3 separate regions of the Homo sapiens genome follow, and all the other regions are linked to region 1. A link is a loop called in an ENCODE intact Hi-C map of the cell type or tissue named here. Cell type or tissue: PC-3. All regions are shown on one strand. Links, peaks and the distances in the headings refer to the core of each region. The heading gives the core; the rest is flanking DNA.

The links. A loop is a pair of places that touch in the nucleus more often than their neighbours do. Peaks named below come from ENCODE experiments on the same cell type or tissue, not always from the same donor. Only the 100,000 strongest peaks of a DNase experiment are listed, where the experiment ranks them.
Region 2: it touches region 1 in a loop (3-fold over the local background); 2 of 110 quality-filtered maps call a loop at or near these places.
Region 3: it touches region 1 in a loop (5-fold over the local background); 13 of 110 quality-filtered maps call a loop at or near these places.

The regions. Positions count from the first base shown.
Region 1 is chr14:32,225,376-32,236,266 of GRCh38, reverse strand. No RefSeq gene overlaps it. Among named protein-coding and RNA genes, the nearest start is that of RNU6-8, 28 kb to the right of the region's middle. In PC-3, for the core only: a CTCF peak has its summit at 5,781; DNase peaks (open chromatin) are centred at 5,446 and 5,946; H3K4me3 peaks cover 1,128 bases; H3K27ac peaks cover 2,544 bases.
Region 2 is chr14:31,999,746-32,010,636 of GRCh38, reverse strand. No RefSeq gene overlaps it. Among named protein-coding and RNA genes, the nearest start is that of LINC02313, 60 kb to the right of the region's middle. In PC-3, for the core only: a CTCF peak has its summit at 6,210; DNase peaks (open chromatin) are centred at 3,726 and 6,136; H3K27ac peaks cover 2,072 bases.
Region 3 is chr14:31,929,398-31,940,288 of GRCh38, reverse strand. No RefSeq gene overlaps it. Among named protein-coding and RNA genes, the nearest start is that of LINC02313, 10 kb to the left of the region's middle. RefSeq lists enhancers at 5,292-5,586, 5,088-5,744. In PC-3, for the core only: a CTCF peak has its summit at 5,413 (motif pointing left); DNase peaks (open chromatin) are centred at 2,378, 5,418 and 6,428; H3K27ac peaks cover 1,833 bases.

The DNA of each region.
Region 1 (10,891 bases), core at 1,106-9,105:
ATAAAAGAGGATACAAACAAATGGAAGAACATTCCATGCTCATGGGTAGGAAGAATCAATATCGTGAAAATGGCCATACTGCCCAAGGTAATTTATAGATTCAATGCCATCTCCATCAAGCTACCAATGACTTTCTTCACAGAATTGGATAAAACTACTTTAAAGTTCATATGGAACCAAAAAAGAGCCTGCATTGCCAAGTCAATCCTAAGCCAAGAGAACAAAGCTGGAGGCATCATGCTACCTGACTTCAAACTATACTACAAGGCTACAGTAATCAAAACAGCATGGCACTGGTACCAAAACAGAGATATAGATCAATGGAACAGAACAGAGCCCTCAGAAATAATGCCACATATCTACAACTATCTGATCTTTGACAAACCTGACAAAAACAAGAAATGGGGAAAGGATTCCCTATTTAATAAATGGTGCTGGGAAAACTGGCTAGCCATATGCAGAAAGCTGAAACTGGATCCCTTCCTTACACCTTATACAAAAATTAATTCAAGATGGATTAAAGACTTAAATGTTAGACCTAAAACCATAAAAACCCTAGAAGAAAACCTAGGCAATACCATTCAGGACATAGGCATGGGCAAGGACTTCATGTCTAAAACACCAAAAGCAATGGCAACAAAAGACAAAATTGACAAATGGGATCTAATTAAACTAAAGAGCTTCTGCACAGCAAAAGGAACTGCCATCAGAGTGAACAGGCAACCTACAGAATGGGAGAAAACTTTTGCAACCTACTCATCTGACAAAAGGCTAATATCCAGAATCTATAATGAACTCAGACACATTTACAAGAAAAAAACAAACAACCCCATCAAAAAGTGGGCAAAGGACATGAACAGACACTGCTCAAAAGAAGACATTTATGCAGCCAAAAAACACATGAAAAAATGCTCATCATCACTGGCCATCAGAGAAATGCAAATCAAAACCACAGTGAGATACCATCTCACACCAGTTAGAATGGCGATCATTAAAAGTCAGGAAACAACAGGTGCTGGAGAGGATGTGGAGAAATAGGAACACTTTTACACTGTTGGTGGGACTGTAAACTGGTTCAACCATTGTGGAAGTCAGTGTGGCGATTCCTCAGGGATCTAGAACTAGAAATACCATTTGACCCAGCCATCCCATTACTGGGTATATACCCAAAGGATTGTAAATCATGCTGCTATAAAGACACATGCACACATATGTTTATAGCGGCACTATTCACAATAGCAAAGACTTGGAACCAACCTAAATGTCCAACAACAATAGACTGGATTAAGAAAATGTGGCACATATACACCATGGAATACTATGCAGCCATAAAAAATGATGAGTTCATGTCCTTTGTAGGGACATCAATGAAACTGGAAACCATCATTCTCAGCAAACTGTCACAAGGACAAAAAACCAAACACCACATGTTCTCACTCATAGGTGGGAATTGAACGATGAGAACACGTGGACACAGGAAGGGGAACATCACACACCAGGGACTGTTGTGGGGTCGGGGGATGGGGGAGGGATAGCATTAGGAGATATACCTAATGCTAAATGACGAGTTAATGGGTGCAGCACACCAACATGGCACATGTATACATATGTAACAAACCTGCACGTTGTGCACATGTACCCTAAAACTTAAAGTATAATAATAATAAAATTTTTTTAAAAAAAAGGTCAAACTGGGCACTTGGATCTTTCAAGTTGCCCACTTGGCCCTCTTCCAAGTATACTTTATTCCTTTCATTCCTACTCTAAAACTTTTTAATAAACTCTCACTCCTGCTCAAAAACTTGCCTTGGTTTCTCACTCTGCCTTATGCCGCTTGGACAACTTCTTTACTCCAAGGAGGCAAGAATCCAGTTGATGCAGACCTGTACATATTCGCCACTGCTAATATTAGTACCCTGAAGTTTTACTCTTTAAAAACACAGGCTGGGTGCAGTAGCTCTGTAATCCCAGCACTTTGGGAGGTCAAGGCGGGCGGATCATGAGGTCAGGAGATCGAGACCATCCTGGCTAACACGGTGAAATGCCATCTCCACTAAAAATACAAAAAATTAGCTGGGCATGGTGGTGGGCATCTGTAGTCCCAGCTACTCAGGAGGCTGAGGCAGAAGAATGGTGTGACCCCGGGAGGCGGAGGTTGTAGTGAGCCAAGATTGCACCACTGCACTCCAGCCTGGGTGACACAGCAAGACTCTGTCTCAAAAAAAAAAAAAAAGAAAAAGAAAAACACAAAGCCTTGTAACTAATGCTGTCTAGAAACCTTCATTTGCAAAATGCTGATTGGTTTGAAAAATAATGGCAGAAAACATGTTTTAATATTATCGGCTACTTTTTGAAAATTGGTTTTTATTCATATAATTTCCTCATTCAAACAGTGAAAATTAAAAGTCCTGCCTTCTTGGTAAATTCAGCAGTGATTCTTAACCCTGTTTGCCCATCAGACTCAAATGAAAAGATTAAAATACCCTGGCCCTGACACCACCCCAATAGATCATGATTTTTAATTGGCTTGACGCAGGACACAGGTATTGGTATTTTTTTCAAACTCCTCACGTGTACATCCAGGTTCAGTACCATCAAACTGATATAGAATGAGAACTGAATTTAGGCCCATCATCTGAACATAATTAACTGCCTTCTCTTCACTTCCCCATATCTGAATTTTATTCTGCAAAATGACGTTAATCAAAGGTCAATTCTCCTGACTGAATATAGTTAAGATAAAACTATAATCATAAAGAACTCTGAAGTAATGGAAACAAGGAAGTGGTTACTGTTATCTTGATATTTGAAACCAATTGTTGGCATTGCTGACAATGAAGCCACAAGATTTTGATTATCATGAGATTATACAGCAAGCATGCAGCAAATCTATAATTTTGAGGTAGAAATATATTACATCACCTTACCCAAGAATTTATTGCATTGCAGAATTTACCATTAAATTCAAACAAAGCAGCAGCAGAGGGACAGACAAACAAAGAAGTAGTAGAGGGACAGAGAGAAGAAAGGGATATGAGAAGCTTGGACCATGAAAAGTCTAAGCACACATCCAGATGATAGCAAAGCGCCTGAGAAAGAAGCTATTAGTACCAAGGCTTGCCTGCCTCTCCTTTGCTTACTCTTCCCTTCCTACATCTCCCTGAAAAGCCCATGGACTAAGTGGGGTTCCTTACTGAGACCATAACCCTCAGATTGCCTCTGTCCTCAACAGTGGAGAGAAGTCAGCCCCTCACTGCTGGCAGAAGTTAGATCCCCCTAGAATCTAAAACATCACTTAAGATCAAATCAGATTTCAGAAGTGAGAATCAATAGACTGAACCCTAGAATCAGGATTCTCTGAGTCTCAAAGCAGCTTCAGAAGAAGAGGGCAAGTGGCACCTCCAGATATGTAAGCTCTGCACTGGCAAATCTCACCTTCTCTGAGAATGAGAGTAACAGACCGACTTGGCCTGCAGAAGATGGGATGGCATACTTCCACTCTCACACACCAGGAGCATCACCATGACAGTAACACAGCTGGCTACATAAGGACAAAACATGAGAAACACCTCATACAATAAGAGATATGCAGAAAGGTGGCAGGTATGAGCCTGTGTTGGAATTTCACATGGGCAAAAGTCTCCAGCTCCTTCCAAATATATTTTTACTGACTTAATTTGGTCAGGATTTTGGTGATACAGCTTAGCAACCAGCACAAAGTAACTTCCCTATCCCTTCCTTCAATACATCCACAACTCCTAATTCAGGTCTTCTCACTCCTTCCCAGTCAGGGTAAGCTCCAGGTTTTCAGTTTCCTAAACAGGGCCTGGGCTACTGCAATGATTCTTCATGCAGTCATGATTGAACTCTTGTTTCTAGGAGACTGAAGCAGGCTTCTAATAGCCACCAGTTATCAAGTACATGTTATGTTGATAGTTTATCTCTATTTATCACTATTTACGTTGATAGGTTATCCCTATTTTACAGAGAAGGAAGTTGAAGCACAGAGAAGTTGAATAATTTCTGCCTGCAGTCACATCATTAGTAAGTAGTAGAGCAGGCTTTCAACTCAAGCGTGTCTGATCTTTAAAATAATAATGGTGGGTTCTTATATAGCATTAAGTGCCAGGCACTGGTCTAAACACTGTAAATACTAACTTACTCAATCTTCACAATAACCCTAGGAGAAAGGTACTATTTTTACCACTGCCACTATACAGATGAGAAAACTGAGGGGTAAAGTTCAGCAACTCTTTTAAAGTTGCAAAGCTAAAAACTGGCAGCACCAGAATTCAAACCCAGGCAGGCTGGTTTTAGCATCCATACAGGCCTTACCCACTGCCCATACTGCCCCCTCTTGCTCTCTGTAACTGGTTCTTTCTATAATCATTCATTCAAATATTGCTTAGGCCCCTACTATGTACCTAACACCTTACCAGGAATTGAAGAAAGATTACCAGTATTTGACAGGATACCTCCCTCAGAGAGCAGTAATCTAGATGGGCAAAACCAGTGAAAGAATATAAGAAGGCTGTTACTAAAATGTGAGGTGAGGCAATGCATGCTAGGGTACCAGGAGGACTTGAGCACTGGCACAGACAGGAGGGCCTCACAGAGCACTGAAGGTGAGTTTCCAGTAGGGAGAATAACATGTGAGCAAAGATGAAAGTGAAGAGAAGGACTGCAGGAGGAAGGAGGTAACCCCTTCCCATGCCAGGCTCTGCATTCCTGTTTCACATGTATTATGTATCTCATTTAGTCCTCCTGCAGGCCTATGAAACATCCTTAAAAAAGAAAATGAGGTGCAGAAATTCCAGCAATTCATACATGATCACACAACAACCAAGTGACAGAGCTAGGTTTGTCTGCCTCCGACACCCTTTCTCTAAACCTGGAACCTTTTCACACAAGCAAATGCCAACCGATGAGGCCAGGGTAATAGGCAAACGTTGACAGGGCCAGGAAGAATCTAACCATTCTGATTTCTAGAACCCTTAATGGGCTCTTTGTCTTTCTTCCATTCCCCAGAGGAGGAGTACCTGCATTTTCAACTTAGAAATCTCCTCCTACGGTGTTCCCACTGCAAATAAGCTTCCTCTCTACAGACTGACAAATAGTGATTTGCCTATTTGCAGCCCTCTAAAGCCAGCCAAGCCAACCAGAGAATGGGCCTGGCTAAAGCAGGCTCTGGCTCGTGGATCCAGTTGGTGAGGGGATACAGGCCAGGCTTAGGGAAACTCAAGGATCCCCTAATACAGCTCCTTTCCCTCCTAACAGGGAAAAACTGAGGCCCAGAGAAGGGCATGAGTCACTCAAGGCTGTACATTCCCCTATCCCCAACACACACAAAAAAATTCTTAACCCCATAAAAGTGCTTTGGCAAGCAGGGATCTGAAATTCCTGCAACAGCTTGGGGAGGAGGTAACTAAGAATCTGCCTTCCCACATAGTCTGTCTTTAGACTCCAGTGCTGCTAAGAGTAACAAGTACAAATCTGTTTACTTAGCAAGGTTGAGGCTTGACTCAAATTTTGTGTTGTCAGGATGGGGATGGGGGTGGAAGGGCATCTAAATGTGAATCATTAGATCTTAATCAGCAACGTGGGGAGTGGGATGTTTTGGGAAAGTGTACCTTCTTGAGCACCTTGGACTTGCTTTATTCCCTCTCCAAGGAAAGTAGGCCTGATGGTACAGCAACCCCTTGCAGCCTCTTATAAGAGGCTCATAGTACTCATCACTGCCTATAACAGAAATATAGATGTTGTGATGCTTCTGCCTGTACCCTTAGGTGGCCCTCTAAACAAGCTTTAAGTAGTACACCTAACTGCAGCAAAGGAGAATCTGCTGGTCAAAGAGCAAAAGCAGCACCTATTACTTCATTGTCAGAGTGTTTAAAATGTGTATCAAGGTCATTACTCATCAAATTTTCCCTCTGGGAACAGATAAAGTCCGTTGTTCTTTCTAAGGCCAAACGACTGTGTGCTGCCTGCCATTAATATTTCCTGTCACTCTTCAATTCCATTTTCACTAATCATCACATTAGACCATAGCCAAAAGACGTAACTTTAAAAAAATGTGCTTACCTTAATGTGCTCAGAGTATTTATAGGTCAATTTCCCTGCTGGTTACTATTAGCATAGTTTTATAATGTATAAAGAGTATTTCTTCTCATTCTCTTTAACATTAGGTAAAATCCTCAGAGGGAGCAGAACCTAGATATGTTTAAATAAAACAGACCAATGACCTAGGGCTATAGCATTCACACAGCAGTGGTTTGATATGCTTTTTCCCCCCCCTATTCTAGGACTTACTGACCAAAAGCACACTGAATTATTTAGGAACCTAGAGACTGGATGACCCAAAGGTGAGGAAGGTGGACCTTTCCCTCTGTCTTTAAATTCTCTATTCCCCAAGTATGCCTCTCTGTGTTTGCCTTCTAGCTCTCTGGCTACTCACAGTTAGGTTTATTTTGTACCTCCCTTTCTGCCAAGACAATAAATGTTGGTATTTCCTTGAAAAAATGCATCTACTCCCATATCTATTCCCATATCTACATCATAAACTCCCAAATTTGTACTTCAATTGATAGCTCTCTTCAGAACTTCAGGTCCATTCATCCAACTGCCACCTACACATCTCTAGGATGTCCCACAAGCTCCTCAAACTCCAACTGTAGAAAACTGAACCCACTGTTTTCTCTACCACCTTTCCTCACCCATTTCTTTCTATGGTCCCTGTCTTATTGATGGCACCACACTCCATCACTGCCCAAATCAAAGACCTGGGAATCATGCTTCACCCTTTGCTCCTCCTCACCCAAACTTCCTCACATCCTGCCAATTCCCTCTCTTGAATCCATCTACTTTTCTCCACTCACTAGCCTAGTTCAGGCCAAAATCCTCATTTCCCCAAATTGCAATAACAGCGCCCTTACCTGTCTTCCAATCCATTCTTTACATTAAGCCCAGTAATCTTTATAACATATATATCTTAGCATGTCACACCCCTTGCTAAAAACCCTTCTGTTACTCCGCTCTGTTTTAGGGTGAAGCCCAAATGCCTTCACCAACTGAAGAGACCTGTACAAGTTGGCTTTCAGGCTGGGTGTGGTTGCTCATGCCTGTAATCCCAACACTTTGGGAGGCCGAGGTGGGCGGATGGCTTGAGGTCAGGAGTTCGAGACCAGCCTGGCCATCATGGTGAAACCCCATCTCTACTAAAAATTAAAAAAAATTAGCAGCCAGGCACGGTGGCTCACGCCTGTAATCCCAGCACTTTGGGAGGCCAAGGCAGGCAGATCACAAGGTCAGGAGTTCAAGATCAGCCTGACCAACATGGTGAAACCCCATCTCTATTAAAAATACAAAAAAATTAGCCGGGCATGGTGGCATATGTCTGTAATCCCAGCCACTCAGGAGGCTGATGCAGGAGAATCGCTTGAACCCGGGAGGCGGAGGTTGCACTGAGCCAAGATCACACCACTGCACTCCAGCCTGGGCAACAAAGTGAGACTCCATCTCAAAAAAAAAAAAAAAAAAATTAGCTGGGCATGGTGGTGCACGCCTGTGGTCCCAGCTACTCAGGAAGCTGAAGCAGTAGAATTGCTTGAACTCAGGAGGTAGAGGTTGCAGTGAGCCACGATTGTGCCACTGCACTCCAGCCTGGGCAACAGAGTAAGACTCCATCTCAAATAATAATAATAATAAGTTGGCTTTCATATACCTCTCCAGCCTCATCTCTCATCAGAATTCCTTCACATTCCATGTTTCAGCCACACTGAATCTCTTTCCTATTCTCAAACCTGCTGCCTCCTGGCCTTGCTAGAATCACAGAATTGTAGAGAGGAAAGCGACTGAAAGATACCAGAATCAGAACTCTCCACCAACTTGCTTCTTACCTTCAGAAAACTCAATCCAGTTTATTATTTATTGAGTGTCCACCAAGGGTAAAACACTATCTTAGTAGCTGCAAAGAAACTTAATGAGTAGGTCCATGTCTAAAGAGTATGCAATCTCATTGCTTTTCTTAAACTTGAGTTTAAAAGTTCAAGTTCCTGAAATTTAGCTCCCTTCCTCAAACCTAAGTTCAAGTTACACTAGGAAACGACCTGTCCTTGACTAAACTGGCTTGAGCCTATATACAGTTTTACCAGAATAAAACTTCCCTGTCAATCCAGAGCCCACATATCTCCTCGCAATCTGTATACTTCAAGAGAGCCTTCCAACATAGCCTCACCTGGCTGTTTAAGCTTACATTAAAAACTCTCTAGGTTTCTGTTGGCTTTCTCAGCTGTTGCTGAAAGCACTACAATTGGCATCAATCACCAGGGATTCTCAGGAACTAGAAACTCTGCATTTAGTAGGTATATTTTGTTTGGTATCAGTCAGGGCTGAATAAGAATTTTTTTTTTTTTTTGAGACGGGGTCTCCCTGTCACCCAGGCTGGAGTGCAGTGGCTTGATTTCTGCTCACTGCAACCTCCGCCTCCCGGGTTCAAGCGATTCTCCTGCCTCAGCCTCCTGAGTAGCTGGGATTACAGGCACGTGCCACCATGCCTGGCTAATTTTTTTTTTGTTGTTTTTAATAGTGACGAGGTTTCAGCATGTTGGTCAGGCTGGTCTTGAACTCCTGACCTCGTGATCTGCCCGCCTTGGCCTCCCAAAGTTCTGGGATTACAGGTGTGAGCCACTGCGTCTGGCCAGGATTTTTAAGTGTAAAATTATGAGGCCCCAAAAAGGGCGTGGAGGCAAGAGCCATCCAGAAGAAATTTAATAGCCAGCATTCCTGAATTGCTCCTCATGACAGAACAAAATGATGGAGCTAGGCAAAGACCACCTATCTGGAATCAAAGGGCTGTATTCTGTGTCTTTGCTGATTCGGGAATGTGCCTTGATAATGGAGACAAAGATCTTGGTGGTAGTTTTCCTTCTTCTTGGTAGGCTTAATATTACTACCGTTGAAAAAAGGCAACCACTCTGGGCAAATAACAAAAAGTCTCCCCTTCCTCCTGACTGACTGAGGGAAGGGGCACATACTTGGGTGACTAGAGATGGGCTTTGTGCAGGGACACTGCATGTCCATGCAGACTTGGTCCTTTATGACACCTCTTTGCCCACCAAATTCATGGCTTTCACTACATAAATACATGAAATACTATCTCAAGTTTCTTAACACCCAGACCTAAAAAAGAGGGAGTTGACTTTCCAAATAGAGAAAGTGGCTATAATACATTTTTGCATATATCTTATGTACTTGGAAACTCATTTGAAGTTCCCTAATGCTGCACTATCTTCATTTGTTCATAATGGCCCATCTCTCACCATCTCCATCAGTGAAGCAGAAATTTGTATTGCTCTCAAACACAACACAAATAGAATTCCCAGCAACCGGAGTTTTATCCAGAAACAGTAATGAAACATAATAATCCCAAGCTGACAAGAAGCCCAATGACTATTAATAGAGAGAAACAATATGAAAGTGTCAAATAGGGTAGAAAGCAAGCTACAGCTGGGTTGAAACACTAACTTATTAGGAATAGAATGTAGAATCAAGTGGCAAATTGTCCTACGTCTTATTTTCTTTGCTTTTTGTTAGTCCTGATTGATCCCCATCCAGTTCACGATGGGACACATACTAGCCTAATTTGATTTGGGAGCCAACAACCCAGGTTGTCAGATGCTCCTGTTAAGGCAGGTCCCAGGCCCCAGTTTGGCTGAGTGTTCCTGGGTCTAAGATACCTTTCCTACCATCCATTGCAAAGTGGGGTTGTGTGTATATATTAGCAACAGCAGTAAGCATGACAGTGAAAAGATTAGATGTGGCACCAATTCCATGTTTTACCTGCATCTTTAGAGGACTGAAGATTCTGCTCCGAGGGTAACAGAAAAACCCCACAGAACTGCACATGGAGTGACTTTCATATTTTCCAGACTTTCTGGCAAGGCCTTATTGCTCAAAGGACATTTGAGTGGTTAACACTCAAGTGGTTATACTGCATTCCATCTAAGAACCTTTCAGTGAGTCTTTCAGTATAAGGAAGCATCAAATAAAGGAACTACTGATTTACAGACCAAAGATATGTACTGAGTTTAGAAACATTCAATTATCTTATCTGTGGAAAACAATGTACTTAGCACCAGCATGAGGAAGAGCTTTAAAGATGACAGAGACACAAGAACACTCCCCTCAAGGAACCTTACAAAGGAAAGAAACAGGCATTAACACCAATAGAAAACAAGAGAGGAAGAGAGTCCAGATGTCAGGGGCTGTGATTGCTGAAAGAGAACCAAATTTGGAACTTGCCATATCATCAACACCTTTTATGTATTTTTCATTCCTCTAGAGTAAAACCTTATCTCTTCTTACCTGTCAAGAAGAGAAACTACAATAAACAGAAATATGTGCCTTGGGGAAGATTTGTCTGTACTCTTTTGCTATTCCCTGGACAGAGACCTGGAGGCCTATTTTCAAATTAAGTTGGTTATGATGTGTGTGAATGATACGGTTAGTAAGACAAACTAGGCAATAGATCAAAAAGATAAGAAAGACCCACTAAGGCAAGACTGTGATCCACCTGCCAGCAGTTACCTGAGTTCTATAGCAGGGCTAGGAAGGACATATACCTATTGATCCAAGAAAATGGCACCATAACTGCATGCCCCAAGGCTCTGTCAGTATTTAAACCCTGGGGAGACAGTAATTGTGGTCCTGGCAGGAAAGCCTGTGAAACCAACTGCAGAGCTTCCCAGTATACTAGATTTGAAAATAAGAGGCTTTGCTGATAAGACAAGTGGAGCATTGAAAGTAACTTGGGATACTGAAAATCCTCTGCCAGACTCAATTCAGCTTGATTGTAATTGTTGACTCCAGGCCTATCTCTGAAAGACATCAAACA
Region 2 (10,891 bases), core at 1,309-9,308, 230 kb after region 1:
GTTGAATAGACCTTTATTGAGAGCATCTGTGTGCTGAACTCTTAGTAGATGAAGATAAATAATGTGAACCCTGCATTTGAGAAACTTATGATGGAGTAGAAAAGATGATATCACTAATGATGATGGTAATAACGATTAGTATATGCCAGGCCTTTTACTAACTCATTTTAATTCCCACATCTACCCTATTAAATATTATTTGTAAGGAAGCTGAGGCTCAGAGAGGTTATGTGACTTGCCTAAGGTCACACAGCTAATTAGTGACAAAGCCATACTGCCTTTCTCCAAAGACCATGGTGCCAACCACTGTGAAAAAGCAGACAATTTCAGCAGGTGGTAAGAACTGTAGAGGAGTGTGTTCAAGGCACCTTGGGAGCACAGAGAGGCCATCTCACAGTCCGGGGAGTTAGAAAAGGCTTCCTGGAGATGTTCTCTGAGTGGCCTCGGGCCCCAAATCCCTCATCCAAAGGCAGAGTGACTCATGCAGTCACAAAGGGTGGTCATCACCTCTACCTCCACGAAGCCCATTGAGTCTCCACCCACATTTTCCTCCTCCACATCTTGGCTGGACGTGACCTGCCCAAATTGCTGTTGGTCCTCGTACCAGACTCTTCTTCAGTGGGATTTACCCTTCTTATCCTTCTGCACCCTGGCACCCCCAACTCGGGTGGCTCAGTTTCTGTACAGTCTAAAGCAAGTAAGAGAATTGGCTGCTTTGGCTGCTGCCTCCCTTTCACCATTAAGTGAACCCGAGTGGCAGGGGAGGAGAATCAGTGCATTGAATCCGAATATATCTGGGATGGAGTGACTCCATTACAAACGCATTGTGTCATATTTGAACAATATAAGGATTCTTTCCTTCTCTCTGAGAGCCCACAGCTGCAATATTTCTATGCTGCTTTGCAGACTGTTATCACAGTTTTAATGAAGTGTAGTTGGTTTGAAGTAAAGTCTGTCAGTTCTCATGAAAAGAATTAAATTTTGGTCTTGCACTGCATATTCAGCTCTAAAACAGGACTCAGGGCTCATTATTCAGCAAACAGTAATTTGTTTTCATCCCCAAAATATTAATTGTGCTGCTGCATTTTCACCTGATGGGATGATGAGCTCATTATTGAGAAGGGTTTGCCCATAGGAAACGACTGATTACAATTATCTAGAAACCAATTGCTCAGAAAGAATTTGAAAGGGCCAGACATGGCAATGCCTAAGGGGCCCTCAGCTGGAAAAAGAAAACTAATTACCATTCACAATCTAGTGACATCCAAGGCAAACCAGTATGACCATTAGGATGTTTAAAATATTTGTAAAAGTTCTCTGGGGGCACTTTGTTTTGTAGCAATAATTAGTGATTATGAACATAGGGCCAGGGAATAAAACAAGGTTGTTTAGGACAACCCTTAATCTTCAATTAAGCCTATATGTCAAATGGGTAAAACTATCTCTCTTCTGGCTTATAGGTTGCCAATAACTTTAATCTCAGAGGTCTGCACATAAATAGCTGCTCAATAAATATTTGTTGAATGAATAAACAAATCTGAAGGCCTGTTCTGGCTATCCTGGCTTTTCCAGAAGTGATTTTCAACCAGACATTCTACTGTAGATTCCAAGAAGCAATCTAATTTTTCCAACCACGGCTCTGGAAGGTGCAGAGAACATGATTCATAAGGGAAAAAGAAAGAAAGAAAGGGAGAGAGAAAGAGACAGAGAGAAAGAGACAGAGAGAAAGAAAGGAAAAAAGGAATGGAGGGAGAAAGGGATGGAGGGAGAGAGGGAAGGAGGTAGGGAGGAAGGGAAGGGAATGGAATGGAAGGGAAGGAAAGAGAAGAAGTAAGGAAGGGGAAGGGAGGGAGGAAGGAAGAGAGAAAGAGAGAAAGGAAGGAAGAGAGAAAGAAAGAGAGAGAGGGAGGAAAGGAGGGAGGGAGGGAGGAAGGAAGGAAAGAAAAGAAAAGAAAGAAAGAGAGAGAGACTGGGCATATTGGCTTATGCTTGTAATACCAGCACTTTGGGAGGCTGAGGCAGGAGGACTGCTTGAGGCCACGAGTTCGAGGCCAGCCTGGGCAACATAGTGAAACCCTGTCTCTATAAAAATAAAAATAAATTTAAAAATTAGCTGGTGTGGTGGTGTGTGCTTATAGTCCTAGCTACTCAGGAGACTGAGGTAGGAGGATCACTTGAGCCCAGGAGTTGGAGGCTGCAGTGAGCCATGATCATGCCACTGTATTCCGGCCTGGATGACAAAGCGAGATCCTGTCTCAAAAAAAAGAGAGAGAGAGAGAGAGAGAGAAAGAAAGAAAAGAGAGCTATTAGGAGAAGATAAGGGACAGGGAAAAATAAAAGGGGTTGCAGACAGTCAGGAGGGACAGGAGAGAATATAAGAGGAAAGAAGGGCAGTGGGGTGGGCAGACTGAAAAGAGGAGGGTGACTTGGGAGAGCAGGCATCTAGTAAAGCAGTTAAAGGCCTAAGAGCAGCTTTAAATAGCTCTGAGTTCATCAAAAACAAGTGATATGACCTGGTAGTCTCAATAAATGAAAAGCAGAAATAGCCCCTTGGGAGGAATCTGTGTCTCTGGTGGTTTAACAGACTAAATAAAAAGGTTAAAAGAAAGAAAGAGAGAGAGAAAAAAAACGGTCTCAGCTTAAAAAATCTGTAGTCTTCCTAGAACTGTCAGGGAGTTCACTTACACAGTGATGAGAAAGGCCCTAGTTTCCAAAAGGGACTTTTCTAGAGAGAGACTCTAAAATAATTGCCACACCCACAGGTTAGAGCGCTGGTTGTGGGGAAATAAAGTCTGCTTATGCCAGAAAGCAGACCTAACTTATTCAGATAATATAGACTCTTTCCTTCTGTGAAATTTGGCTGGTATCATTGCTTTGTATACTGGCCACCATCAGAATTATGGTTTTGCCTGCCCTGCGCAGCAACTTAAAATGCTCATAATAGGCAAGTTCTTCATTATGTCTAACCTATATCTCTCTTGCTTTAATATAAGTTTCTTTTTTTCTCTCCAGCCTCATCAGAGGAGGAGATTAATTAGTGTCTATCTTCTGTACAGTATATTCCTTCACAGTCTTTACTCATTCATTAGCCTTCTCCCCCAAGGAAAGCTTTGAAAAATAACTAAATAGATAATGAGACCTGTTCCTGCTGCCTTTTTCTAACAAATCCTAATACTCAGTATTACGGACCTGCCATGGAGAAGAGAATCACAACAAAGAAATTTTCAGATTAAGAATTAACTGCATATTTCTTAAGCATTTGGTATAGATTAGCACCCAAACATTAACCACATAGTCTTCCAAACATTTTTATAAGACTGATCCAGGCAGGAATTATCACCTCCACACGAGGGAAGAAAATAGAACTGTTCCTTTCCCTAGCAGGTTATCAGCACAGCCAGAAGAAACCCCCAGTGTCTGGGCTTGAACTTTCTTGCCCTGCCTACAGCCCAAAATATCCTTCAGAAAGAAAAATTCTTTCAAAATGGGCATGTCTTCAAGTTAAAAGTCCAGAAAAAAATCTCAAGGAAAATCTGAGAGCCACAGCCACAACAGGCAGCTTGTTCCCGCTCTCTTGGCCATTCTAACTCTTCCCTCCACCTCCCGACTCATCCTCCCGTCATGCCAGCTTTCTCACCCTGAAATCCTCTTTCTCCAGATAAGAGCCTTTGCAGGAAATGCTCCAGCCATTGAATTGGTTCATAACGACAACTTTCTCAAAATTTTCCATTAAGCACCAGCTGCTCTTTAAGGTAAACTGAAGAGAAAGGTCATCGTCTTTCTTGCTGCTTAAACTAGAGCATGACTCAGAAGAACAAATACGGAAGAGATGGTGGTAATCCCCACATTATTTTTTAATATTCCACGTGCTACCGCAGGGCCCACACAAGACCCAGGACTAAAGTAAGTCTTTCTTTCCTTATGTAACTGTTTACCTTTGCACAGACTCTCTAAGCTCCCAAGATGTGCAGGTGCCTGCAGAAAAGGCACTCCATTCCTCCTCCCTCATACTAGACAGAAACCCACCAGGCAAGACTGGCTTCCTCTGGGTCAGGGAAGCAGATGCCCAAACCCACGTCACAACAGAAAGTGTGAAGCTGAGTGTGGGAGTGTGAGCACATCGTCTCCTAGTCAGAGAAGGTGGTAGAGACTGCGGGGAGATGAAAAGGCCCTATCCCCAACCAACACTGCTTCCCAGGCTCAGCAGCACCTGTGAAATGCCGTCATTAGAGATTCTTTGCCTTCCATCTTCTGGAACAAACCACACCGTGAATCATTAACAAGCCAATGGGAATTTGCTGATTAGATCACTCCCTCTGGAAGGGGGTGGGCGGAGGGAGGAGGTGCTCCCAGGTGCCCAGGCTGCTAGACATGGGGAAAGAAAGGTGGGAGGGCATAAAGGTGGGCTTTTCCATCAGCAATATTGCCCAAGCCCCAAGTAAGAGGATATAAACTGGAGCTATGGAAGAAGTGGGAGCAGGCATCCAGGTCACTCTCCTCGGTCCAGGCAGTCAATGGTTTCTAAGACTCCATGACTAGTTTCTCCTCACTGGCCTGTTAGACTGGCACACCATTTAAACACACACTCAGAACAGTTCTGCTCTCAGAATGCACCCCTCACAATCTTGATCTGCGGCCCTGGGTTTCCAGTATGGGCTTTCCCTGGGTACGATGTCAAGTTAGGTTGATAGAATCAGCTTTGGTACTTTGGCAAGGAAAAAGATTAAAGAAAAAAAAAAAAGGAAATTTGATACCTGCCCAGCTACCTTTTGGGTAAGTAGGATCTACTTACCCAGTGAAGTGTTAGCTCTGCCCACTTAGTCCTTAACAGGCTGCATGGGCTGGAAGCCTCCTTTATGCTTCAAATTCCTGATAATATAGTGTCCAATTGACAACTTCCAAAACATGGCATGTGAACTCTCTTCTTGATTTTACGGCCGGAATTTCAGAAGTGATTTCAAGTTTGATTGCTGAGTTTTCATTTTCTATGGATTTTGGCAAGCCAGCGTGCCCGACAGTGTTTTCACCTGCTAGCCCTTACCCCTGCTGGTGAGCATTTCAGACTGAGGCAATCCCTTCTGAGCCATGGGGTCTCTTGCTTCGTTTAAAAGAGCAAGGCTTCCAGGAATCAAGCCTGTAGGAATCGCCTACAAGCCTGTAGGCGAACCTCTAGGTTAAATCATAGCCATTTGTCTTCAGCTTTGGCGGGTGTTATGATTTCCTCTCAAGTGTTCTCCCTTTCCCGGGACATCCCCGCAGGAAAATGTATCCTCAGCCTTGTGGTGGAATGCCTCCTAGAATTTGCCAGGTGGTTCAAGTGACATTTCCAACTAGAGAGGAGAAAAGCAATGGAATGGGAAGCACATTCATAATTAAGTTTTTCAAGGAACTGGCCAATTATTCTTCTGGCCATGGTATGTTTCAAACAGTTGCATTCACATTCTTCATTTGGGGCAAGCTGTCTTTGGTCATCTCCGTTGACATGGGAAATTGGGTAATCTGGGCCATTTGGGCAAAATCTCACCTGTGTCTGAGTCATCTAGGTTAATGTAGGAAACAGACTAGAATTTCACCTGATATATGTCTCTAGATTCTGTTTTACTTTGAAGACATGGCTTTTTAGAAACAAGTGGAGTCTCCCAGGTCTATCTCACATGGATTACCTGAACCAAGCTGGTCATATTACGAAGTTGAGAAGGGATTAGCTTCTTGCTTGAATTACTTTAATTTTTTCTCAGTTTTTATCCTACTTAAGGAAAGATGGAAACTCCCCGTCTTCTTTTATGCTCATTATTTCCACTCCAAAATGAAAAAGGAAGAAGTTGGTGACCAAATGCTTTTGACCTTCTCTGTCTCAGAACGTTCTGCATAGTTCTATCCAGAGAGGACAGAGGCTGTGTCGATTCTGCCTGGGAAAAACTGAGACAAGTGGGTTTCAATAATGCACAGCTTTTCAATCTATTAAGGGGGTAGACACATGGTTGTTTATCGTACATAAATGACTGAGAATTGGCAGGTACTGCCATTCAAATGATACCAATATGAGCGCACAGGATGGAAAGGAGGAGCAGTGGTGGTGGCAGCAATAAAGTGATGACTCATTAGACGATTGCATCCTTCTCCCCACAGACACAAGACCACATTTCTGTTGGAATCACTACTCGTTTCCATGAGGCTGTTTCTCAAACCAAAGCACAGTACTGCCCCCTTGACAATACATAGTCATGTGTCAGGTACTGGTAGCCAAGGGACAAACAAGCCCATTTTCCTGCAATACAACTTTTATCTCAAAGATCTGGGGGTTGAGACATATCAAGTGACTTAATTGCTGATTTGAATAATTTTCTATTTAAAAACAATATATTATGAAGTAAAGTATAGCATGCTAATGTATTTTTAACACAAAAGGGGAGAGTGGGCCAGGCATGGTGGCTCACGCCTGTAATCCCAGCACTTTGGGAGGCTGAGGCAGGTGGATCACCTGAGGTCAGGAGTTCCAGACCAACCTGACCAATATGGTGAAACTCCATCTCTACTAAAAATATAAAAATTATCTGGGCATGGTGGTGCACACCTGTAGTCCCAGCTACTCAGGAAGCTGAGACAGGAGAATTGCTTGAACCTGGGAGGCGGAGGTTGCAGTGAGCTGAGATCGTGCCACTGTACTCCAATCTGGGTGACAGGGCAAGACTCTGTCTCAAAAGAAAATGGCGGAGGGGGAGAGTGCACCCAGATTTTCCCGCTGAAGTAACTCTTCTGCTAAGTGCCAGGCTTCCAGGGAGTTACATTTCCTTGCTCCTGCAGGTGGGGTACTTGGGCAGAAACACCTGAGAAGCATATCCTGCTCCATGTAACAAAGACTCCCTGCCATGTAAGTGTTCTGAGGCTGCTCAGCAGCTGGGCTTCTGGTGGACAGGCCTGACCCATGCATGCGGCTGAAGAGCTAGTCGCATGACATTGGGCCAAAATGAGCCATTCCACTCTTCCTGCTCTAAATAGATCCCCACTGTCTGTCTGTTGCTATTGCTTCTCACTTGACAGTAGTTATGAGGCCATTAGTAGAAAACAAGAATCTGCTCTTACCCCATCTGCATATTGGACAAGTCCTGCACTATTTAGCTTGTGAGCCCTGATAAGAAGCCAGCACAATCTGCCCATTGACTGCTGACCTTCTTTTCCAGTCCCAAGTACCAGAGCCTCCTGGCTTAGACTCTAATTTTGCATGTCGCTAGCTGTCACCAATTGAATCCCTTTCAGTTGCACCTGCATGGTACTTGTAAGAGAAGAGAAAGGGCTCCCATTGAGCTAATTCAAACTTCTGGCCCTCACACTTGTTCCACTCTTGTGTGTCTTGGGAATCTCTAATTTAAAGCCTAAACATGTTTAAAGAATGCTGTTTTCATGCCTCCACAATGCACTGTTTATTCTGACCTATACTCCTAGGAACATGGTGGGTACTTCCTTTATATATATTTTTTTTCCAAAGAAGGAGGCTAAGCAGTGATGACTGGGCTCTTTTACCTTCTCCTTCATCATCATGGCCTTGAGGTCAGCTATGCCTGCGACCCGGTCTTCAAGGAGGGTTTGCAATAATCTCTGGGTTTAGCACCTTAAATATCTATTCTGGATCTGGTTCTCCCATTGTTGGTTTTAAAGTAAAGAAACTTACTTGGGACATGAATAGCCCACTGCCATATTCCCATGAGGGCTTAACACATTTAAAAATTGTGACGATAACAGAATATTAGATGCCGTGATGAATTAGGAAGTTCCGATGCCAATTTATAACGTAGCGAGGTTTAAGAAGAATTACTATAATAACTCTTGCTACTAGAACTCCTTTGGTGAAGAGAACTAACTGCTAAGTTCCATAAAGGTAGGGACCTCTTTGAATACCCAGTGCCTAGGTCAGCACTGGCGCATAGTAGGTGCTCAATAAATACTTGTTGAAAGAAATGAATGCATAAAAAACATATCAATGGTCCATTTGGATAGACCAAATACAGCATCTGGAAGGAGACAGCAGAACAAAGGAAAAGCTAAATGGTTACGCATAAGAAAACGGAAGGGGCTGGATGTGATGGCTCACGCTTGTAATCCCAGCATTTTGGGAGGCCTCACTTGAGGTCAGGAGTTCAAGATCAGCCTGGCCAACATGGTGAAACCCCGTCTCTAATAAAAATACAAAAATTAGCCGGGTGTGATAGTGGGTGCCTGTAGTCCCAGGTACTTGGGAGGCTGAGGCAAGGGAATCGCTTGAACCCGGGAGGAGGAGGTTGCAGTGAGTCGAGATCGTGCCACTGCACTGCAGTCTGGGCGACAGAGTGAGACTCCATCTCAAAAAAAAAAAAAAAGAAAAAAGAAAAGAAAAGAAAAAAGAAAATGGAAGGAAACTGGTCCTTATGAGAGAAGATAAAAGGAAGAGTGAGAAGGCTAAACAACACTTAAGAAGGCAGGAATGGATATTTAAACTCAGGTATGTACTGAAATCAGTTTTAAGTTGTTTATGTTTCAGGGGGCATAAAATACCTCCATTTTCCCATATTTATATAAAGTCTGCCATACAGGCAAATGTCTCAAGTGAGGGCTTTCCATTGCTTTATTTGCTTAGTGGCAAGCAGTGAGAGGTGCTGAGTTTCATGTGTGGGAAACACCCGATGAGAAAGGCCTGTACACATGATGGTTAGATGATCCATAAACTATTTTGCTTGAAGCAGGAACCAAGAGCCAGAGATACCACCTCCTCCTTTCCCTTCTCCCCCAGTTCCAGGAACGTTTGGTTTGCATGGATTACACCCTGCACGTGAGGGATAGGTTTCATTTGATCCCACTGGCATCTAATCATGGTAAGGAACGACCTACTTCATTGGTGTCTGGTATTGCTCAAGACTTGTTTTTTCTTTGAGGGGTGGTCAGAGGGAGGGAGAGCATCAGGAAAAATAGCTAAGCTAACGCATGCTGGGCTTAATACTAGGTGACAGGTTGATCTGTGCGGCAAACCACCATGGCACACGTTTAACTATGTAACAAACCTGCACATCCTGCACATGTATCCTGGAACTTAAAATTCAAAAAAAAAAAAAAAAAAAAAAGAGAGAGAAACTTGTTTTTTTCTTTCAACCCTTCTCATTATCCTCCTCTCCCATTGTTATTTATAATGTCTTCAATAATTTTCACTCTTATGAAAAACGAAAGGTTGCACTAGGAAGAGAAAAACAACAAGGTGAGAAATCTGTGCAATTATTCCCAAAATCTCTGAGACATTTAGGCCCAGGATTGTCACTTATGAAATCTATTATTGTCTTTCGTAAGACCCAGTTTAATATAGGTTAGAATGGCTTTTGAAAAGGGCTTATCTTGAATCCAAATTAATAATTAATTGGTGTAAACAAATATGATGAGAAGTTATGACAATATCTAAAACTTCAAATGAGTTTTGTTCAATAAAAAAATCTTTCAGATCACTGAGGAAACGTGCTTTTCCATCTCCAATCACCTCAATCACTATCATGGATTACTGTGATTAAAACAGTAACTCTCTCTCCACCATTGACTATGATAATAGGTGTCCTTTATCATATCTCTTTATTGAAACCTTTAAAAATGAATTTGATTAAATTTGAACTTATGGGAAACTTGAATACCAAGAGACAGTTTAAAGTTAAGGTTCTTAAAAATTATTTCAGGCTTTTCTCCAAATTCTCCAAAGATTTTTCTTAGGACAATATTATGGAAAATAAATAGGGAGAGGAGACCTCTGGCATTTGAGGATTTAACAGTGGCATACTTTACAATTTCTGCTACTTGTGAGTTCTACGATAGAGACAAATTTTTCATTTTGAACCTCATCTTAATGTGGCTCTGTTGTTCTCTACTGCTGTGCTACTCAATAACTTTCTAGAAATGACAAACTTTCTTGAAAATTGGAAAGGTGGTTAATTCATGGTGTGAAGGAAGGTACAAGAAACAGACTATCATTGGAAATGTGGTTCTAGAAAAACCTGGACTCCCCAAAGTAAAGAGAAACAATCACTTCAAATATTAAGAAGTTGTCTGCATTTCTCAAAAGAGGACATACAAATGGCCAACAGGTATATGAAAAACTGCTCAACATCATTAATCATCTGGGAAATGCAAATCAAAACCACAACGTGATATCATCTCACTCCAGTTAAAATGACTATTATCAAAAAGACAGAAAATAACAAATGCTACCGACGATGTGAAGGAAAAGATTTTTGGTATGATGTTGATGGGAATGTAAATTAGTACAGCCACTGTGGAAAACAGCATGAAGTTCCCTCAAAAAACTAAAAATAGAACTACTACATGATCTAGCAATCCCAGTGCTAGGTACACATCCCAAAGAAAGAAAATCAGTCTACCGAAGAGATACCTGCGCTCCCATGTTTATTGCAGCACTATTCACAATAGCCAAGAACCTAAACGTCCATCAATGGATGAATGGATAAAGAAAATGTAGTATATATACACGATGGAATATTATTCCACCACAAAAAGAAAGAAGTCTTGTCATTTGCAACGACATAGATGGGACTGGAGGACATGATGTTAAATAAAATAAGCCAGGCACAAAAAGACAAGGTTGCATGTTCTTCCTCGTATGTGAAAGCTAAAAAAAATTGATCTCATGGAGATGGTGAATAGAATGGTGGCTATCAGAGGCTGGGAAGGGAAGTGGAGAAGAGGGTGGATAAAGATAAGTTGGTTAATGGGTATGAAAATACAGTTAGGTAGAGGGAATAATAACTGGTAGCACAATAGGGTGACTATAGATAACAGTAATTTACTGTGTATTTCAAAATACCTAGAATAAATGGAATATTTCTAACATTCCCATTAGAACTGGAATGTTCCTAACACAAAGAAA
Region 3 (10,891 bases), core at 1,631-9,630, 300 kb after region 1:
TCTCAAAATTCTATGTTTTTATAGTTTGGGTTCATGCTGTTTGTTAACGTGTGTGACCACTTCTACTCCAAAAGCCACAGGGCCCTGCTCCATGTCCTCCACCTTGGTTCAAGCCATGATTTTTTTCCTAGGTTAGCGGCTCCATATTAACAGCAGTTGCACAAACAGAATCTAAGTGAGCGAGGCTGCCAGCTGTCACTACTGTATCTTCTGCTTACTCTGGAGATCAGCCGAAGCTGTGTGATCCCAGAATAAATGGATCTGCCATGAAGATAGGATTTTACTGCAAAAATGAGTTTTCTGATGGGTTTAAAGCCACAAAAATACTCTGAAGGCTGTTTTATACCTAAATCATGCTATATGAATTAAAAAGTAAAACACAACCTCTCATACCTCTTCAGGTTTTAGTTTCTTGTGGCTGATATAAATTTCACTTAACTCCCAACTGACATACGCAAAAACATTTTTTGGGGTCAGAATTCAAAATAAAATAGGGGCACATGCCAATTGTAACCCCATACAAACCAATGGGGGCAAGGGCTGGTTTTATAGAATGTTAAGCACCTCATGAAACTAAAGGTTTGATTCATCACTGTAGCTTTATAGTTTCCTTGACACTTAGCAGTGTTTTGTACCTAGCAGGCTGGAAGCTGTTTGAAGGCAGAGATGATACTTCATTCATATCTAACATAGTGCACTGGTATATTGGAAGTACATGTATTATCTGGCATAGTGCACTGGTATAGCATAGTATTATCTAGCATATCATATCCAGCATAGTGCACTGGTATATTGGAAGTACATTAGTTTGCTAGGGCTACCATAACCAAATACTGCAGACTGAGTGGTTTAAACAACGGAGATTTATTTTCTTACAAGTTTGGAGGCTAGAAGCCTGAGATCAAGGTGTCAGCAGGGTTAGTTTCTTCTAAGGCCTCTCTCCTTGGCTTGTAAAAGGCCATCTTCTGTCTGTGTCTTCTCGTAGTCTCCTCTCTATACACACCTGTCCAAATTTCCCCTTCTTATAAGGATACTAGTAAAATTGGATTAGGGCCCACCCTCACTTTAATTACGTCTTTATAGACATATCTCCAAATATAGTCACATTCTGAGGTACTGAGGGTTAGGACTTCAACATATGAATTTGGGGTGATAGGCGGGACAATTCAGCCCATAACATATGCTGAGTAAGTAGTGTATGCATAAATGGTGGATGGATGGATGGATGGATGAATAGATGGATAGATTAATGGATGGATGGATGGTTAACAATCAGGTGATCAACAAATACTTGATGCATTGAGTAAATTCACACAATCACTTGTGGAGACTGGGTTTTACTATAATATCACCCCAAAGATTTTAAATTATATATTTTAATCCAGCCTTACAAGAAAGTTTAAAAATCATTGCCTATCAAATTCTATCAAGCTAACAAAAAAAATAGCCACACCCAGACTTACGAATGCCATTTCCCTATCCTAATCATTCCCATCTTTAATGACTTCCTATAGCTGAGAGAACACCAGTATTTGCCTACAACAAATAACTACTACTTCTCCCATGAATACCTACATACTTAAAAACCTTCACATTAAGAAAACAGAAAGGAGGCCGGGCATGGTGGCTCACGCCTGTAATCCCAGCACTTTGGGAGGCTGAGGCAGGTGGATCACTAGGTCAGGAGATCAAGACCATTCTGGCTAACACGATGAAACCCCATCTCTACTAAAGATACAAAAAATTAGCTGGGCATGGTGGCGGGAGCCTGTAGTCCCAGCTACTCAGGAGGCTGAGGTAGGAGAATTGCTTGCACCCGGGAGGTGGAGGTTACAGTGAGCTGAGATCACACCACTGCACTCCAGCCTGGGTGACACAGCAAGACTCTGTCTCCAAAAAAAAAAAAAAAAAAAAAAAAAAGGATTAAGAGAACAGTTTTAGTTAAATCTGTTGCCTGATATTTCATTGTTTGATTGCCTCTAACTGAACCTGGCTAGTACTTAGTTTCTAGGTTGCCTTAACACTTTGATTCCATTCAACAAACTACAGAAATGCCCCATAGAATTGAAGGTAAGAGGAAATATGCCTACCAGGGACCTCAAGAAATCTTCCTTCTGATTCATCTGGTCACTGCGAGTGTTTGTTACATCTCTAATGATATAGAAAGTCATAAGCCAACCCTCCATCACCAACGTTCCTTCTCTATTTTTCTGTCTATCAAATGAAGTTGGTCATATGTAAACCTATCAAGGGAGTTGTAGGTGCACACCTAGACAAGGGTCAGAGGAGTGCCTGAGCTCCCCTGCCCTGACCTCAATGCCCTGAGTCATGTTGCTGGCTGCAGTTCTGACTCAGAGCTCCCACAGTATCAGCCTACATCATGACAGGAAGTGCCGCCAGAAGTCATGCTCAGCTCTACTGAATGAACTGTTTGTCACAGCTAGTATGAAACTGATTCACTGGTGTCATGGGACCATGTAGGCACTCACTCATTCATTCATTCATTCATTCATTCTTCAGTCATCCATTTCCTACTGGAATCTTGTCTAACAGAAAAGCTATAGCATAGCATCTCTTGAAACAACTGTGATAATTTTAAAAGTCCTGTTATGATTTATACCATTTTTGTCCTTAAAAATTATAACAGAGCAATAGATGGGTTGTGTGAGTTCTGTCTGTATAATATGTGATTTAGGTATTAAAATTTAAAGACAAATTTATGGAGGCCTTTTGTCTGTGACAGTGATGAATTATCTTGGCTCTGACCCTTGGGCAAACTGGCTACACTAAACTTAGAGTTCACACATGCAGCGGTTCCTCTGCTGCCTTCCCCGAGGCTTCCTGAGACAGATAGTATGAATTAATATTTTCTTTTTTTTTTTTTTTGAGACGGAGTCTCGCTCTGTCGCCCAGGCAGGAGTGCAGTGGCGGGATCTCGGCTCACTGCAAGCTCCGCCTCCCGGGTTCACGCCATTCTCCTGCCTCAGCCTCCCAAGTAGCTGGGACTACAGGCGCCCGCCACTACGCCCGGCTAATTTTTTGTACTTTTAGTAGAGACGGGGTTTCACCGTTTTAGCCGGGATGGTCTCGATCTCCTGACCTCGTGATCCGCCCGCCTCGGCCTCCCAAAGTGCTGGGATTACAGGCGTGAGCCACCGCGCCCGGCCTGAATTAATATTTTCACAGGCATTGCTAGGCATGATGTCACTTGATTTTGGCTCCAGGTGGAGGATGGGGCCCATGAGGTTCAAGGTTCCCCACTCCGCAGAGTTTTTTCCCCATTCCTACACACCCAGACATTTGTATCGAGAATTGATCAAAATGCATTCATGTGCTATAACTTCTTGTCAGGGATTCAAACCAAGTGATTTCTGACCTCTCTCCATCTGCCTCTCTTTTAAAAATATGTTTTAATTGTCTTGTTTTAGACATGTTTTATTGTAAATTACTTCACATTCTTTTTGAGAATAGGTGGCATGTAAATCATAGTTGAAGAAAAACCTTCAAGCCAGCATAATATTCCCAGAGCACAGAAAGCTCAGTGGGGAGGGGGCAAGGAGAGGCTGGTTGCCCTTGGGCCCACCCATTAGGTGTACCTGTCACTCCCACCATCAGGCTCTGTTCTCTGCAGGCTGAGGGATGATGGAAGAACAATCCAGAGGTCTGTTAGGAGCCCCACTCTGTCAGAAGCAGAGCATCCAATTCACTCAGGCCTTGCTCTACTGACAACTTCATGTCACAGAGGGACAAGGATGTTGTGAGGGAGCTACTGCTTGGATCTAATTTTGGCCATTAAAGGTGAACTAGGTGGATAACACAATGGAATCGACTGGCACTTAGACAGAAAAGGACCTTGTCACTATGTGATTCTCAAGAGCCAAGGAAGTGAATGCAAGCCGTCTATGTTCCTGAGACTGCAAGAATGAAGAACTCTACAAGTCCAGAGAAAAGAAGGTGATTCAGTGGATTAAATCTCAGAGGGCAGCAGAATGTGGAGGTTAAAGTACACGCTCAGGAATCTGGACAGACCTGAGTCAGGCTCTTGGCGCTGTCCTTACGGCTGTGCAAATGTCACCTCTCTGTATCTCAATATCCTCATCTGTAATCGTGAATAATAAGACCTACCTTATATGTCAACATTGAGAATTAAATGAGATCACATATATAAAGCCCCTAGTATGGTTTACTATTATGGTGAACACTCAGTAAAGGTTATTATTGTTGTTATTATTGTTACCATTATTGCAGACTTCCTATATGTAAGGCACAAGGCTAAATGCTCTTTGATTCCATGGTCAGAGACTCTAATCATGTAGAACTTGGTTCTAGAAAGACTGGAGGCTCCACCTAATTTAATTCTGACTCTACTCTGGAGAGGAGGAAGAGAGGGAACTATCCAAAAAAATTACTGTCTCCAATGAGCTTATATTTTACAAGGACACTCACAAAGGCAGGAAGGAGGAATTTGCAGCCAACAGCAGATACAAAGGAGTGGCATCAAAAGAAAGAATCAAGTCACGGAAGTAGAAGGCTGGGGCACAGGAGAATGCACACATAAAATACACCAGGAGCCACTGGGGTGGGTTCAGAACAAGAAAAAGAACAAGAGAAGAGTTTGGCCTCCTGCTGGGGGCAGATGACACAGTTAATTTAGAGATGATACAGTGAAAACAGAATTACTCAACTCCTAGTTTGCTTCCATCTTCTTTATCAGGAATGACCTTCGAGCCAGAAAGAAGAACAAAAATATGGCCAAGAGGAAATTAAAGTCTGTGATAGTGAGGAAGTAGGAGGAGAGCACCTGGCTGCTGCATTTAAGTCTCCAGCCTCAGATGAATTACATCTCAGCACCGTCTATACAGGCACCCCAATACTCACTGCAACAGGAACAGTAAAATAAGCAGCTCTAGGACCCTAAAATAACAGGAATTCATTTACAATATCTGACATCTGAAAAAAATGGAAATATTATAATATATGAGACTTTATGAAGCATGGTAGAACTTGCAGAAACTTGCAGAGGGGCAAATGTCTCCGTTTTATTAACAGGGACTTTTAGCAAAATTCTAACGCAGCTTAGACACCTTGTGTTGACCCAGGAAGATGAATGCTGGTCAGACTAACCTCATCTCCTCTCTGACAGGGTTCCTCAGGTAGTAACTGTTCCATTGTCTAGTTAGAAAATGGTGACAAACAAGTCAGCACACTTTCTTTGTGGACAAGGTAGAGAAATACAAGCTCCATGATAATACAGTAAGGAATATTCAGAGGAGCTCAGCTATAATCCGCTAAAAGGACTGGAGAACAGGATAATATTATTCTGTACAAAGATGTGAATTGGCACATGACTTGGTCTTCAGTGCCTCTCTATACAAAAACAGTAATGATCTGCAAGACAAAGGAAGTTTGCTGACATCTGCTGGGAGAAAGATCAGGAGGCAGCTGGTGAGGTGGAGGAGGGGTTGAGAGCTCAGGCTGCGGAAGTAGAGACCTGTTGGAATCCCAGCTCTACCACTTACTAATTGTGTGATGTTAAAGAAGTTACTTACACTATCGGACTCAATTTCCCTATCTGGAAAGTGGAGATAATGATTGTATATACCTTACTATATGAGGTAGATTAAATTAGTACGTAAAGCATTTAGAATAGTACCTGATTATAGAAATTATCATTATAAATGGGATCCCATTATAAATGGGATCACTTTGTGTCAGGAAGTGATGGAATCTCACAAGATGAAAGCTGTAAAAATAAGATATTGACTATAACTTACACTACCCCAGAAGGAAAACAACCTAAAAGTCTAACAATAGGAGACTTATAGTACATACATATGATAGACTATTACAGCCATTAAAATCATGTGGCAGGCAACAAAAGCAAAAATAAACAAGTGGGACTACATCAAATTAAAAAGCTTCTGCACAGCAAAGGAAACAATCGAAATGAAAAGGCAGCCTACAGGTTGGGAGATAATATTTGCAAACCATATATTTGATAAGGGGCTAATATCTAAAACATATAAGGAACACACACAACTCAAAAGCAAAAATATGAATAACCAGATTAAAATATAGGCAAAGGACCTGAATAGACATTTCTCCAAAGAAAGTATAAAAATTACTTTTTATACTTTCATAACCAACAGTTATATGAAAAGGTACTCAACATCACCAATCATCATGGAAATGCAAATCAAAATCACAATGAGATATCATCTCACACCTGTTAGGTTGGCTATTATAAAAAGACAAGAGATCAGTGTTGACAAGGGGATGGAGAAAAGGAACCCCTTTGCAATGCGGTGGGAATGTAGATTGGTGCAGCCATTGTGGAAAACAGTAGGGAGGTTCCTAAATAAACTAAAAATAGAACTGTAATATGACCTGGCATCCTCTTCTGGGTATATACCCAAAGGAAATGAAATCACCGCCTCGTAAAGATAACTGTGCTCTTATGTTCACTGCATTATTCACAATAGCCAAGATATGGAACAACTAAAGTTGTCCTTCAACAAATGGATGAAAACAGAAATTGTGTTGTGTGTGTATATGTATCTATAGATATCTATAGATATCTATATATATCTATAGATATATATACACAATGGGATATTAGTCACCCTTAAAAAAGGAGATCCGGCCATTTGTGACAACATAAAAAGGACATTATGCTAAGTGAAATAAGCCAGACATAGAGAAAATATTATATTATCTCACTTATATGTGGAATCTTAAAAAAATCAAATACACTGGGCGTGCTGGCTCACGCCTGTAATCCTAGCACTTTGAGAGGCCAAGGCGGGCGGATCACAAGGTCAGGAGTTCAAGACCAGCCTGGCCAATATGGTGAAACCCTGTCTCTACTAAAAATACAAAAATTACCCGGGCTTGGTGGTGGGTGTCTGTAGTCCCACCTACTTGGGACGCTGAGGCAGGAGAATCGCTTGAACCCAGGAGGCGGAGGTTGCAGTGAGCCAAGATCGTGCCGCTGCACTCCAGCCTAGGAGACAGAATGCGACTCCGTCTAAAAAAAAAAAAAAAAAAAAAAAAAATCAAATACATAGAAGCAGAGAGTAGAACAGTCATTACCAGTGGCCAGGGGTGGGAGAATGGGAAGACGTAGATCACAGGGTACAAATAAACAAGCAAATAAATATGTACATAAATAAAAATACAGTCATGTTACAGAAGACTAATTACTCTAATAAGGAAAATGAATCAGGGAAAGGGAAAGGAGAATGATGGAGGCAGAGGTACTGTTTGGGCAAGGTGGTCCCTGAGAGAGGGTATGGGATCAGGGGCTGAAATGGACTGAGCCTCGTAGCGCTGGGGAAAGCAAATGCTCTCAACAGGAAAGGGCTTGAGCTGGAAAGAAGCCCTGGAGATGGAGTAGGTAAGCAGAGGGGAGAACAGAAGGAAAGGAAGAACGAAGCTGGAGAAGGCCCATCACACAGGCCCCTGCAGGCCAGAGTAAGGAGCGATTGGGGTTTCATTTTACGTGATATGGGAAGCCACTGGATGACTCTGAGCAGGAGAGAGTCAGGATTTTAAAGGATCACAATGGTTATTTTTTGGAGAACAGAGTGTAGGGGAGTAAGAATGGAAGCAGGGAAACCAATTTTAGGGGATAGTAGTTTAGTAGTTTTACAGTAGTTTAAGAAAAAGATAGAGGTGACTTATGTTGGGAAAAAATGGTGAAAAGTGTCAGACTCAGGATATATTTTGAATGGCAAACAGCATGATCCTAATTTTATAAAAAAGAAGCACATACACATATTGGAAATATACATATGCAGATATTAACAGAGGTTATCTCTGGATCATGCTGTTCATGGTAACTTTGATTTCCTTCTTTGTACGTTTCTGCATTTTCAAAGTTTCCACAACAAACTTGTAGTATTTAATCAGAAAAAAAGAAGATATTTTTGGAAAAGGTATCTCTTTTTTTTCTAAAAGGAAAAATGAAAGGCAGGCCAAGTGAGGTGTGGACGAGCAACAGCCTAAGTAAAGAGATGTCAAGGATCTGACTGACCATAATTTCAATACTGACAGTGTAAATGACTAGCAGAAATAGTAATGTCTCCTAAGATATACTAATAATATTAGTATACTATTATACTAATATTAGTATTATTAAACATACTAGTAATAGGACATCGTGCACTCTGGGGAGGCAGGTGATTGTCCCCTTCCACTCTGCTTTATTCAAGCCCACCCCTGGTGTAGCATGTACACTTCTGGGCACCAAAATCTAAGATCCAATTGAGGCTGGGTGTGGTGGCTTGTGCCTCAGCTGGATCTTAGATTGGATCTTAGATCCCAGCATTTTGGGATGCTGAGGCAGAAGGATCACTTGAGGCCAGGAGTTCAGGACCAGCTTGGCCAACATAGTGAGACCCTGTTTCTACAAAGAATAAAAAAAAAAAAAAATAGCTGGGCATGGTGGCTACTTTAGAGGCTGAGGTGGGAGGATTCTTTGAGCCCAGGAGTTTGAGACCTTAGTGAGCCATCATTGCACCACTGCCCTCCAGCCTAGGTGACAGAGTGAGAACCTGAAAGAAAGAAAGAAAGAAAGAAAGAAAGAAAGAAAGAAAGAAAGAGAGAAAGAAAGAAAGAGAGAGAGAGAGAGGAAGGAAGGAAGGAAGGAAGGAAGGAAGGAAGGAAGGAAGGAAGGAAAGAAAAGAAAGAAAGAAAGAAAGAAAGAAAGAAAGAAAGAAAGAAAGAAAGAAAGAAAGAAAGAAAGAAGGAAAGAAAGAAAGAAAGAAAGAAAGAGGCCGGGTGCGGTGGCTCACGCCTGTAATCCCAGCACTTTGGGAGGCCGAGGCGGGTGGATCACGAGGCCAGGAGATCGAGACCATCCTGGCTAACACGGTGAAACCCTGTCTCTACTAAAAAATACAAAAAATTAGCCGGGCATAGTGGTGGGCTTCTGCAGTCCCAGCTACTCCAGAGGCTGAGGCAGGAGAATGGCATGAACCCAGGAGGCGGAGCTTGCAGTGAGCCGATATCGAGCCACAGCACTCCAGCCTGGGCCACAGAGCGAGACTCCGTCTCAAAAAAAAAAAAAAAAAAAAAAAGAAAGGAAGAATCCAACTGAACTAGAAGAGAACAGTCAGGACTGGGAGGGGACTTCAAAGCATGCACTGTAATAATGGGGGTAGTTACTACCCAATGAGCACCCACTCTGTGTCAGGCACTTAAAAAATGTGCAGTATTTAAGATATGAGATGCTCACTTGAATGGAAGGAAAAGGGTGGCAAATGAACATTTTTTGAACACTTAAAGAGCCAGTGCGAATCACTTTTCACACTTTATTGCATCCAATCCTCACCACAACACTCTGAGATAAGCATCTCTGTTCTATAAATTTGAGTTAGGGATACAGTATTGCATCGCTGTGGGCTCTGGAGCCCAAGAGGCTGTGCTCAAATTCTAACAGATATGTGACCTTAGCCTTACTACTAAGCCTTATTCCTAAGTCTCAGTTACCTCATCTACAAAAAGGTGACCTTTTTGTAGATGGGGTTGTTTAAAGACTAAATTTGTTAATATATTACAGCACTTAGCACAGTACTGGGCAAATAGTAAGGTCAATAAACATTAACTGTGATTGTTAAAAATGTGACTAAGATTACCCAGTGAGTAAGCTGGGGAGCCAGTGGAGAACAAAATAAGCTGAGGCCTCTGGGGATTCATTTGGTGAAGTTTTGTCATAGGGAAGAGGTTCCTACTGACATCAGGAAGTAGAACCAGGCTGGGTGAGTTGGTTCATGCCTGTAATCCCAACAATTTGGGAGGTCAAGGTGAGAGAATCACTTGAGGCCAGGAGTTTGAGACCAGCCTGGGCAACACAGAGAGACCTCTTCTCTTAAAAAGAAAAAAAATTAAATTAGCCAGACATCATGGCATGCACCTTCCAACATTGTGGCCTGCACCTTCCAAGCCCTAGCTACTTGGAAGGCAGAGGCAGGAGGATCACCTGAGCCCAGGAATTAGAGGCTGCAGTGAGCTATGCTCTCACCACTGTACTCTAGCCTGGGCAACACAGCAAGACCCCATGTCTGAAAAAAAAGTAGAACCAGACCCAGTGAACAGAAGTGTAACAGGGTATCTGGTAGGAAGCAACCTGAAATTAAATAGCTGGGTAATGACAGTTACTTTTCTGTCTAAGTGGACACCGATCTTCCCCATTTGGCAAAGAGTCATTAAGGGGCCACTCTTACTCATGATGCTGTGAGATATTTAACACTCTGTTGCCCTGGAGAGGACAGTCTAGTAGAAGTTATATGTGGCCTGACAAAGCCTGCCCCTCCAATACCCCTGTTATGCAGAGCTGGTCTCTGATGAAAGGCTGAACAATTGCAGGGAGGTCAAGGAGCCTCCTAGCAGGAGACATTATTAGAACCTTCCTGATGGGTTAGGATAGACCCCACAAGAAGCCTGGAGGAGAAAAGGACATCAAAAATTCCAAAGGGGAAACTCACCATGAGAAAAGGGACAGTCTAGACTGATGATCCAGTGTTACCAGCAGGATTAAGGGTACAGAGGTGTGAGAAGGCTGGTCCCATGTATCCCATGGCTGAGACTAGAAACTCTTCTGGTTGTGGGTGTGATTTGAGAACAATGACTGAGCACTATGAACTAAAAGAGCTGTAATCTTGAAGTCCAAGTCCTAGGTCCATGAAGAAGACCTAAGTCAGTGAGAGAATCCCTGCAGCAGTGGGGAAGTGGCTGCTGGCCTGTGTAGAGCCAGTTTTCAATATTACCCCACAGGAAGAAGCAGCAATATTGGCAGACCACTTGGACTGCTCAGTTTTTTCTCCGCTTGCTTTTAGAACTGGGACTTAGCCCTTTTGGAATGAATGAAGACCAGAGTGTTCTTGGCAAT